2 separate regions of the Homo sapiens genome follow, and region 2 is linked to region 1. A link is an interaction called in ENCODE POLR2A ChIA-PET data of the cell type or tissue named here. Cell type or tissue: PC-9. All regions are shown on one strand. Links, peaks and the distances in the headings refer to the core of each region. The heading gives the core; the rest is flanking DNA. Region 1 has its middle 260 kb from the start of TFAP2C. Region 2 has its middle 260 kb from the start of BMP7-AS1.

Region 1 (5,375 bases), core at 173-5,172:
GGCCTCAAGGCCCCCAGCAGCCCTGCAAGGAAGGTGCTTTTATGTTCACCAGCTTAGGCACGCAGCAGGGCGAGAATCTTGCCTCCCCTGCTGTGTGCATTCCCCCCAAAATCCACTCTAAGTGCCCCAGCCTGTTTGGTGGCACAGAAAGCCTCTTCCCAGAACCTTCACGTCACGTCTTCAAGTTCAAAACTCATCTCCCATCATTTATAACCATTTGGCAAATTTCATTTAAAAAGAAAATCCATTTAATGAAATATTTCCGTTTAAATACCAGCACATTAGATTTACAAAAATGTGCCCATCTTGAATACATTTAAGCAAAAATCAATCGAGGTTAATAGCATATTGCTAGAGCATCGTGGCGACAGAAAGTCAAATAATTCCTTTTGTAATTGAATAGTACCACTGGAGTGTGAGGAGGAATCAACAACGGCGTTTCTACCATAGCTTTTCAAATGGTGTGTGAAATTCAACCATTGGGCTGTGATAGCCACAGAAGATTCAAATTTGACTAATTAGGTGAATTGTGCAATTTTCCATTTTTTAATAGGAAAGGAGGATGGCGAGGCAATTTTGAGAGGGTTGGGCTGAGAGCGGTGGGGGGGAATATCCTGTGAAGATAACAAAGTCCTTAACAACAATGTAATTTAAGAAAAAGGATTTAATTGGGACCTATTACCAGACAAGCCCGCTGGTTTGAAGGACAAGATTAAAAATATTTCATTATTGCACACGTGACTTTGGGAATAGATGCTCAAAGAATTTATCATTTTCCTGAATCACTTACTGCCCAGCACTTTCTCCAAAGGAAAGGGGATTTGTAATAAAGTATCAGGCCAAAGAAACTGCAGTTCTTTCTGGCCACCCCTTTTTTAAAAAAAATTTTTATTTTTATTTATTTATTTATTATTTTTGAGGCTGTGTCTTGCTCTATCACCCAGGCTGGAGTGCAGTGGCATGATCTTGGCTCACTGCAACCTCCACCTCCCAGGTTCAAGCGATTCTCCTGCCTCAGCCTCTCGATTAGCTGGGATTACAGGCACGCACCACCATGCCTGGCTAATTTTTATATTTTTTAGTAGAGATGGGGTTTCACCATGTTGACCAGGCTGGTCTCGAACTCCTGACCTCAAGTGATCTGCCCGCCTTGGCCTCCCAAAGTGCTGGGATTATAGGCGTGAGCCACCGCGCCCGGCCTCTGGCCACTCTTATTTAATTATTCCCCCATGGTAATGGATATTTGTCCTTACTGCTGAACACCAATCTACACCAATCTCCCCTCTTCCTTATCAGCACCTTGAGCGCTCTTGGGTAAACTGGTAGGCTTAGCCCTGTAGTTTGAGTCCAAACGTGTCATCTGGCCTGCCTCAGGGCAGACTCTGATTGTCTAACCAGCCTGCATGTTCCCTCGACTCAGAGGCTGGCTCAGTGAATAGGCGTATCTCAAATCCACATCAAAAAGACACGAAAAACAAATAATGTCTCCTTGCTCCCTTAACTGAGAGGGTCTAGAAGCAACGTCACCTTGATATCAACAAGTACACCTAGGCCAGCGCAGTGGCTCACGCCTGTAATCCCAGCACTTTGGGAGGCCAAGGCACGCGGATTGCTTGAGCTCAAGAGTTCAAGATCAGCCTGGGCAACATGGCAAAACCCTGTCACTACCAAAATATAAAAAATTAGCCGGGCATGGCGGTGCCCACCTGTGGTCCCAGCCACTTGGGAGGCTGAGGCAGAAGAATCTCTTGAGCCCGGGAAACAGAGGTTGCAGTGAGCCGAGATGGCACCTCTGCACTCCAGCCTGGGCGACAGGGTGAGACCCAATCTCACAACAAAACAAGTACATCTAGAGCCCAGAACTTACAATAAAAGGAACCGGGGCTCCTTGGAGAAATGGCAGATCCCAGGACTGGGGCAGAAAATATACAACATAAGCCTGAAGCATCTTCTAGTTCAGAAAGTAAGAAATGCTAAAGCAAACAAACAAATAACCCCAAATCATGGGGTCATGGCCAAAGGCCACAGGAGCCACCCGAAAGAGCTCCCTGTGGTCAAAGCGAGAGCAATTTGAGCAGGAAAGTAAAGGAGTGTTAGCTTATAAATAAAAATAAATCAATAAATATTTATTCAGAGTTCAAAATAAATATATATGCTCCATACTGATATAAGTAAATTATTAAATAAATAGGGAGAAGTAGACAAATCTCTCATGCAGAAATGTTCCAAATAATGTATGGAGATGCTTCACTCTCAATGGGGAAGCATAGCTCCCACTCCTGAAGTGTGGCCTGCACATAGGGACTTCCTTCCAAAGAGTCCAGGGGGAAAGAGTAACTTCACAGTGGAGAAACCTGACAAGCCTCACCCCAGCCAGCTGATCAAGGTTAATATCAACAGCGATAAGTTGTGTTCAGAGTATATATGCTTACGTAATGGGATGAGAAGGGCACTCTACCTCTGGGATCTTCCTCCCAGATACCTATAACCCCATCTATTCATGAGAAAACATCAGACAAATCCTAACTGAGGGACAGTCTGCAAATACCTGACAGGTCCTCCTCTGAACGGTGCAGGTCACTAGAGACAAGGAGAATCCGAGCAACAGTTACAGCCAAGTGGAGCCTGAGGTGATACGATGACTAGATGTCATGCAGGATCCTGGGCAGAAAAAGGACATTAGGTAAAAGCTAAGGAAATTTGAATAAATGTGGACTTTAGTTGATAATATTGTATCAATGTCAGCTCATGACAAATGTACCATGGTCACCTAAGATGTTAATGGAAGAAACTGGGTGTGAGTTCATGGGAACTCTGTACTTTCTTTGGAATTTTCCTGTAAATCTAAAATTGTTCTAAAATTTTAAAAATATTATTTTAAAAACCCGATATGAACAGCTATTTACGGGGACTTCTGGGAAAATAAAGCCCCTTGCATGGGATCATGTGTAGGGCATAAGAATATGAAATTTGCAAGTAACTGTGACATTTTGCCACCAAAAGGGGAAGACTTGATCTGCTAGCAGTTCCTAGGTATAGTTTATGATTAAGCTCACACTGAAGAGTGAAGAAAGAGGCCAGGCACTGTGGCTCACGCCTGTAATCCCAGCACTTTGGGAGGCCGAGGCAAGTGGGTCACCTGAGGTCAGGAGTTCGAGACCAGCCTGGCCAACATGGCTATGCCCCGTCTCTACTAAAAATGCAAAAATTAGTCGAGTGTGGTGGTACATGCTTGTAATTCCAGCTACTCGGGAAGCTGAGGCAGGAGAATCGCTGGAACCCAGGAGGCAGAGATTGCAATGAGCCGAGATTCTGCCATTGCACTCCAGCCTGGGTGACAGAGCGAGACTCCATCTCAAAAAAAAAGAAAATAAAAGAAAAAAGGGAGAAAGAATAGATATAGAGAAATAAAGTTCTTCATGATATGACCATGAGTGGCTGGATCCAGCCTTGCCTGAGATTAATTTAATCCTTGACTTTTCTGATTCTGAACAAGTAATTCCTTTATTATTTGAGTGGGTTTTCTGTCATTTGCAACATAATGATTAATTATGCGTTGTTGGGAATCATTCTCATCTCCTCTGAACCGCTCAGTAATCCCAAATTCTGAACTCACACACTCTGTGATGTTTGAGGTGCAAATTAATCCCTGAAAAGCCTGAGCTGTGCATGCTTTGGGGATACTTCTCTGCCGTCTCCAAGTCAGAGTCAGGTGCATGGGTAGAGGGCTACAGGGACCTCTGGGCTAATGGGGTTTTTGGAGTTGGACTTCATTTCCCACCAAATAAATCTCCCTCCCCTGTTAGAGGATAATTTCTGGGACATCTTCTGACTAAGTTGAGGCTTGAGCCCCTTGCTTCTCAGTTTTCTCAGTCTGTGGTTATTTGTTGTTTTATTTAGGGATGGCTGGGGACGTGCTGTGATTATGGTTCGGGTTTTCATGTCTGCTGTAGATTTCACTGGGAGATCACCCCCTTCATGTCCCACCCCACTGGTAATAGTTATGTTCCTACTTGTTACTTTTAAAAAGCCTTTTATGGAAGGCCATTTGTGTAAACAAACAATCAAACATTTCTTTTTTTTTTTTTTTTGAGATGGAGTCTGGCTCTGTCGCCCAGGCTGGAGTGCAGTGGCACAATCGCAGCTCACTACAACCTCTGCCTCCCAGGGTTCAAGCGAGTCTTCTGCCTCAGCCTCCTGAGTAGCTGGCATGACAGGCACCCGCCACCGCACCCGGCTAATTTTTTTGTATTTTTACTAGAGACGGGGTTTCACCATATTGTCCAGGCTGGTCTCCATCTCCTGACCTCATGATCTGCCCGCCTTGGCCTCCCAAAGTGCCGGGATTACAGGCGTGAGCCATTGCACCCGGCCACAATCAAACATTTCTAAATTGCCCCTGCTTCCACAGGGCAAGGACTATCTCTTAATCATCTTTATTTTTCTAGTACACAAGTCCTCGGTTCAGCACAGCAAGTCAGTAAATGAGCGATCCTGTAACTCCCCGCCCACAGGGGAGGAGCCTGAGATGCAGACAGGCCGGATGCGTGTTGTGGGCCGGATGCCACCCAAGTCTGTTTGGCTCCAGAGCTTCCTGCTTCTCTGTCCCCACCTCCCCACCTGCCACAGCCTTCCTGTGAGCTCTTAGAGGAAGGGACAGTCTTCTTGCCAGAGTGGCTAATGACACCTCAGATCCATGCTAAATCTTTGAGCACAAGCTCTTAGGACGAGTGGCTAAAGGCCATTGAAACGCCAGCCCCACTGATACCCAGGATAGGAGGCACAGTGCTTTGAACAGAGCCCTCTAATCTCCTCCTTAGCTTCAAAAGGAATGAAGGGTTTCTCCTAAGGCTGTCAGTCAAACCATTACAGCCTTTGTGAAAGGTGTGACCTTGGACTGCAGTCACACACCTGCCCTTTCAGCAGCTCTTTCATGTTCTTTAATTCAACTGCACAGGGTTCCAAAGGCCACCTTCATTCACCTTCATCCCCCCCAACTCCTGATGCATAAAATCCTGCACTCTGCAGTTTTTCTCTCCCTTTCATTTGTTCTAAAGGTCACCTTAGCTCCTACTTTGAAGGAATTCATTCATTCATTCAACAAATTTTTGTTAAGGGCCTACTCTGCGTCAGGCACTGTTCCAGCACTGGGAACATGGTTACAAGGCAGGCAGCGTCTGCGTGGAGCCAGGGGTTGCCCTGTTCATGACCCAGCTCTGCAAAATGTCTCGCTAATATGCAAAGACAGTGGGTCTATTTCAATTCAAATACTTATCAGAAAAAAATTTCCCCCTGTTTTGTAGTTGGATGGGCTACAAAAGGTTTAGGAGAGAGCCTTCATTTTTGGGGCTAGGCCACATAAACCCAGGCAGGTA
Region 2 (5,375 bases), core at 160-5,159, 66 kb after region 1:
TTCAGGTCCAATTCCAAAGCTCCCTCTCCCAAGAGCCCTCCGTGAACGTCCTGGTGAAAACTGGCCTGCGCCGTGGCTACCACGCATCATCCCGCCCATTTTGACCATAGCACTTGTCACAATCTGAAGTTGTCCTGGTGAAATCTGCGGGCTCATCGTCTTCCACGAAGCCCCTGGATGGCAGGGATCCCACCCAGCTTGCTCGTGACAGTCCCCTACCCTGGCCCTGCACCTGGCGTGAAGGATAAGCTCTGCGGACGTTCCCGGAGTGAAATGAGTGGATATGTAAACCAAACGCGCCCGGGTGCCCTGGGCATCTTCTGTGCCCGACCCCAGTCATCGCTCCTCTGCTCTGTGCCTTCATGGCAGGATGACCAAAGAGGAGTTGTGACAGCTGTCACAGTGTGTTACTGTCACCACGGGCCAGGTTTCACCTTGGGCCACACACGCAGTCCCAGCAGCTCCAACCCGAGATGCGTCTTCTGCTTAGCCTGGGGCTCACTCCAGCCCCAAAGGCTGCATGTCCCTGTGTGCGGGGAGTTTGCAGGAGAGCAGGTACAGGTGGCTGGCTGAGGTTACCTCCTGTCACCATCTCTCCTGCCTTCCCCCGACCCAGCCAACCACAGACTTGGGATGGCTGGAATGAACGGAGGGGACTGGTGCAGAGGGGTTTCAGACACCTCAAAAATACTGGAGAGAGGTGGCTGAGCACGGCAATTAGATAGTAATTCCTCTCCATGCTGCTCGTGAGGCACTGGCAGATATGGACCCTGCTGGAAGCAACCCACAGCCCAGCCTCCAGAAGCTCGCTGTCATGTGGGGCAGGGCTGCAAGGCCAGACACGTGCTAAGCCTTTTTGCACAAACTGCTTATTTGTTTTTTTCTTCACACTCCATTGAAGTAGCTATTCTTATTTTCCCCATATTATGACTTAAGGAATTGAACCTTGGAGAGGTAACGAGGCTGGCCACGGTCACGCAGGTGCAAGTGGCAGGGAGGCGAGGCAAGGCTTCGAACTCACTTCTCTCAGGCTGCAAAGCCCGGAATCGAAACGACTCCTCTGGGTCCTGCAGCTCCATATTCTCCGAGCCCTGGAACATTCTGAGGAAGAGGGAAATAATCTCCCTTCTGATATCTGCAGGGGACTCTGCCAAAAGCGCCCAGGGAGGAAAGGATGTTCTTGTTTGAGTCTAGAGCACCGCCTCTCACAAGCTTAGTGGAGGAGGAAGTGGGAGTGGATGTGGGCTAGAGAGACCCTCAGACTCGGGGCTTCTTTTTGTTTTTTTTGAGGCAGAGTCTTGCTCTGTCACCCAGGCTGGAGTGCAGTGGCGCAATCTAAGCTCACTGCTGGGATTACAGGCATGAGCCACCACGCCCGGCCTCAGACTCGGGGCTTCTAAAGCGGAGCTGAGTTTTCTTAACCTGGCAGACAGTTGCTGGGCAGAGTGCATGTTCAGAGCCCCAAGCTGCGAACCTTTCTCTCTAAGTGTCTTCCCCTGGTATAGAAAAGCAGAAAGCGTTTGCAGGGTAAGACCTCCAGATTCCAGTTCAAAATATTTCCTTGGATCTTGCCATTTAAAGCCTCTTAATAGGCACTATCCTACTTCTTTCTCTACCTAAGCAGATTGAGAGGCCTTGGAGGAGGGGACGCCATCCACAGACCTAGCTGGAAGGATTATTGATGGATTCAAGGAGGCCACGTGCTTTTAAGTGGGGTCCAAAAGAAATACAATGCCAGTCACAGATGTAATTTTATGTTTTCTAGTAGCTACGTTATAAAAAGCAAAAAAGAAACGTGGCGGACTTTTTGTTGCTGTAAAAACACATTACATTAAATTTACCATCTTAATAATTTTTAAGTGTATGGCTCAGCATGTTACATATATTCACATTGTCATGCAACAATCCTGGTGACATTTATTTTAATGATGTTGTTTATTTAACTCCATATGTACCAAGTATTACCATTTCAACATGTAATCAATATACAATCGTTAACAAGGTACTTTACTTTTTTCTTTAATTTCTTTAAATTTTCTTTGAAATCTGGTGTGCATTTTTTTACTTATAGCACAGCTCAATGCAGGCACTAAATTTTCAATGAAAATATTTATCACTGTTTGAATGTTACGAAATTTACAGTTGAAAAGGCAGATCACCACACCTTCCGCATTCTTGGAAGTTTTCCAGTAACTGAATTGCCAGCTTTTGAGTTTAAATTACTTAAAATTAAATAACATTTGGCCGGGCACGGTGGCTGATGCCTGTAATCCCAGCACTTTGGGAGGCTGAGGCAGGCTGATCACTTGAGGTCAGGAGTTCGAAACTAGCCTGGCCAACATGGTAAAACCCCGTCTCTACTAAAAATACAAAAATTAGCCGGGCGTGGTGGTGCACGCCTGTAATCTCAGTGACTCGGGAGGCTGAGACAGGAGAATCGCTTGAACCCAGGAGGCAGAGGTTGCAGTGAGCCAAGATCGTGCCACTGCAGTCCAGCCTGGGCAACAAGAGCAAAACTCCATCTCAAAATAATAATAATAATAATAAATAAAATTAAACGACATTTTAAAAATTCAGCTCCTCCATCACACAGGCCACACATCACAGGGGCAGTAGCCTCGTGTGGCTGGTGGCTCCTGTGTTGGCCAGTACAGGTCAGGAACTTCTAGAAAGTGCTTCCCAAGTGGTAGCAGTGATTGTCCTACTATAACTAGCAGAATGACAGGAAATGGAGGGTTTCTCGTCTTGACCTCAACAGTGACTACCCTGGTCAAGGAAGCCGGCTGGTTCACATCCCCCACCCCGAGCCGCAACTCAGGACCAGCCCACCCCATTCTGGGGAGGGGAAACATTCACAGCTGAACTTCTCTCTCTCCCTGCTGACCCTAGTAAATGAGGAGACTGGACTGGGAGGGGAAAAAAGACTTCAGACTGAAAATTAAGAATCACCCTGGCTTATTTTATCACTGGAAGATCACTTCAACAACTTCCTCCAGGAAATTGCAAAGGGAAGTCATTATCCAAGGCGGGGAGGGGAAGACGGTCCACGTGAAGCGCAGATGCCGCCCCCGTGCAGGGGAGAGTAGGGGCAGGGGCGGGTGTTTACTGGGTCATTTAACCGGGTTTCTATTTTTTAAAGTTTCCTTTTCTACGACTATTTGTTGACCCTAATTGTTTCCATGCCCATGAGATGCGTCCCTGAACTTCCTCCTGCGGCCTGTCGGTGGGGCCGGGTGGCTCCCTCTAATTGCCTGTGTTCCTGCCTTTTCCCTCGAGTCTCCAGGGCAGGCCAGTTCCCACATATGCTTCCAGAACCATCTTAATAGAGGGGCAGCAGCGCCCAGCTGACGACATATGTTTAGCTGCTTGCTGAGGTCGGCCAAGCGTGCAATATCACATTACATGAATGGGGAGGGTCAGGCCCAAACAAGCTGCTTTTTACAAGCGCTGGCTTAAGGATTTGCTGCTAATAGGGCTAACATGGTGGGGGAGTGGGGGGTGGGTAGCAGGCTTCTTGTCCAGCTCTGCTCTCTGTCTCCGTTTTGCATTGATTAGAAGGTTTTCGGTCTCCCAGGACAACGCTCTGTTAGAAAACGCCTTTGCAGCTACTGGGGTTCCCGGACCGAGGTGAAAACGGGGGCCTTGAGCCGGGAAAAATGCGGTCGAGGGTCTCTTGATATGTGGGGCTTCAGGACGCGAGCTGAGAGCCCTGCCGTGAAGAGCCAGCAGCCCTCTGCCCGCTGGCCGCTGCATTTATGCTCCATTAAGCCCACGCAGGCCCGAGGGGTAGATGGCGGCAAAGCAGAGAAAGACAGGCCAAGGCTGCTTTCACCCGGGCCAGTGCCAGTGTAGATGCGGGCAAATGCAAGGCCACCACTCACCTGTTGGGGCCCTACAGCTGCCCGCTGGACCCCAGAATGTGCCTGCACAAACTCCACTCCCGAAATCATCACAGGCCCTCCTTGAACCCGAGCCAGCCGAGGGCCTGGAGAACATTCCGGACAGAAATCAAAATGAATTTCAGGTGCTGGGTGCGGTGACTCATGCCTGTAATCCCAGTACGTTGGGAGACTGAGGCAGGTGGATCACTTGAGGTAAGGAGTTCGAAACCAGCCTGGCCAATATGGTGAAATGCTGTCTCTACTAAAAATATAAAAAGTAGCCAGGTGTGGGGGTGCGCACCTGTAATCCCAGCTACTGGGGAGGCTGAGGCAGAATTGCTTGAACCTAGGAGGAGGAGGTTGCAGTGAGCTGAGATCACACTACTGCACTCCAGCCTGAGCAACAGACCGAAATTCTGTCTAAAAAAAAAAAAAAGTGACAATCAGGGTCCCCTGTCAACAACAGTGAGGACGAAGTCATCTACTGAGCTCTCACTGCATCCATGGACTAACTGATTTAATCTTCACAACACCCAGAGAGGGGAGCACTATTATTATGCCCATTTAAAAGCTGAGAACGTAGAGGCAGAACAGTTGAAGTAATTGACCCAAGGTTGGCTTCTATCACAGTACCATTCATGCCTTCTCATGCAACTGGATATTTAAAAATTTCCTTCCTTCCCTCCCTTTTTCTCTTCCTCCCTTCCTTCCCTCACTGCTTACATTTTTGATATGAAAGCTGCTCTTAGTTTTTAAAAAAGAAGCCAATGATACAAAAGTGAGGAAGGTAAGACATCAAAGTGTCCCACACCTGTGCCTTACTCCTCTTAAGCTGCTCATCATTTCATCAGTATCACGTTCACACACAGTGTTTTTAGTAAGTAAATGTCATGAATTCATTCAACAAACATTCGTTGAGGATTCAGAACATGTAAAGGATTGTGCTATGGGGTAGATGTTTCTCAACTTCAGTACTAATGGCATTCGGGGCTGATTAATTCTCTGTCTTGCGGGGCTGTGCTGTGCACTGTGGGGTGTTCTGCCGCATCCCTGGCCTCTGCTCATCAGATGCCGCAGCACGCACCCCTTAGTTGCGACAACCAAAAATGTCTCCGGACATGGCCACGTGTCCCGTGGAGCCTAATGTCATCCCTGGATGAGAACCACTGGTCTAGGTGGATAGAGCTGTACGGGGCTCTTCTGCTGAACTTTCCCTTAGCTGTTGCAGAGTGGCGTCCTGAGGCTTAAGCTCAGACATTCCTAACTCTCACTTTTTACACCAGATTCAAGAGTATGGAGGTGCTAGAACTTAGTGAACTCCCCATTAATAGATATTTGGGGCTGTTTCCATTTTTTCTGCATAAGAATCAATGTCACAACTGCTTGTTCACACCTGCATCTGCATACACACATCTGAGTATTACTACAGGACAGATTCCAGCAAAATTGCTGGATCAAAGTATAGGCATTTAAATGTTTGCTATAAAATGTTAA

The links. Peaks named below come from ENCODE experiments on the same cell type or tissue, not always from the same donor. Only the 100,000 strongest peaks of a DNase experiment are listed, where the experiment ranks them.
Region 2: POLR2A ChIA-PET joins it to region 1 with 6 read pairs; 3 of 35 experiments call an interaction of 5 or more read pairs at or near these places.

What each region holds. Positions count from the first base shown.
Region 1 is chr20:56,888,847-56,894,221 of GRCh38, forward strand. No RefSeq gene overlaps it. Among named protein-coding and RNA genes, the nearest start is that of TFAP2C, 260 kb to the left of the region's middle. RefSeq lists an enhancer at 4,302-4,906. In PC-9, for the core only: no CTCF peak of the experiment used is centred there; no DNase peak of the experiment used is centred there.
Region 2 is chr20:56,954,574-56,959,948 of GRCh38, forward strand. No RefSeq gene overlaps it. Among named protein-coding and RNA genes, the nearest start is that of BMP7-AS1, 260 kb to the right of the region's middle. RefSeq lists an enhancer at 3,720-4,345. In PC-9, for the core only: no CTCF peak of the experiment used is centred there; a DNase peak (open chromatin) is centred at 2,158.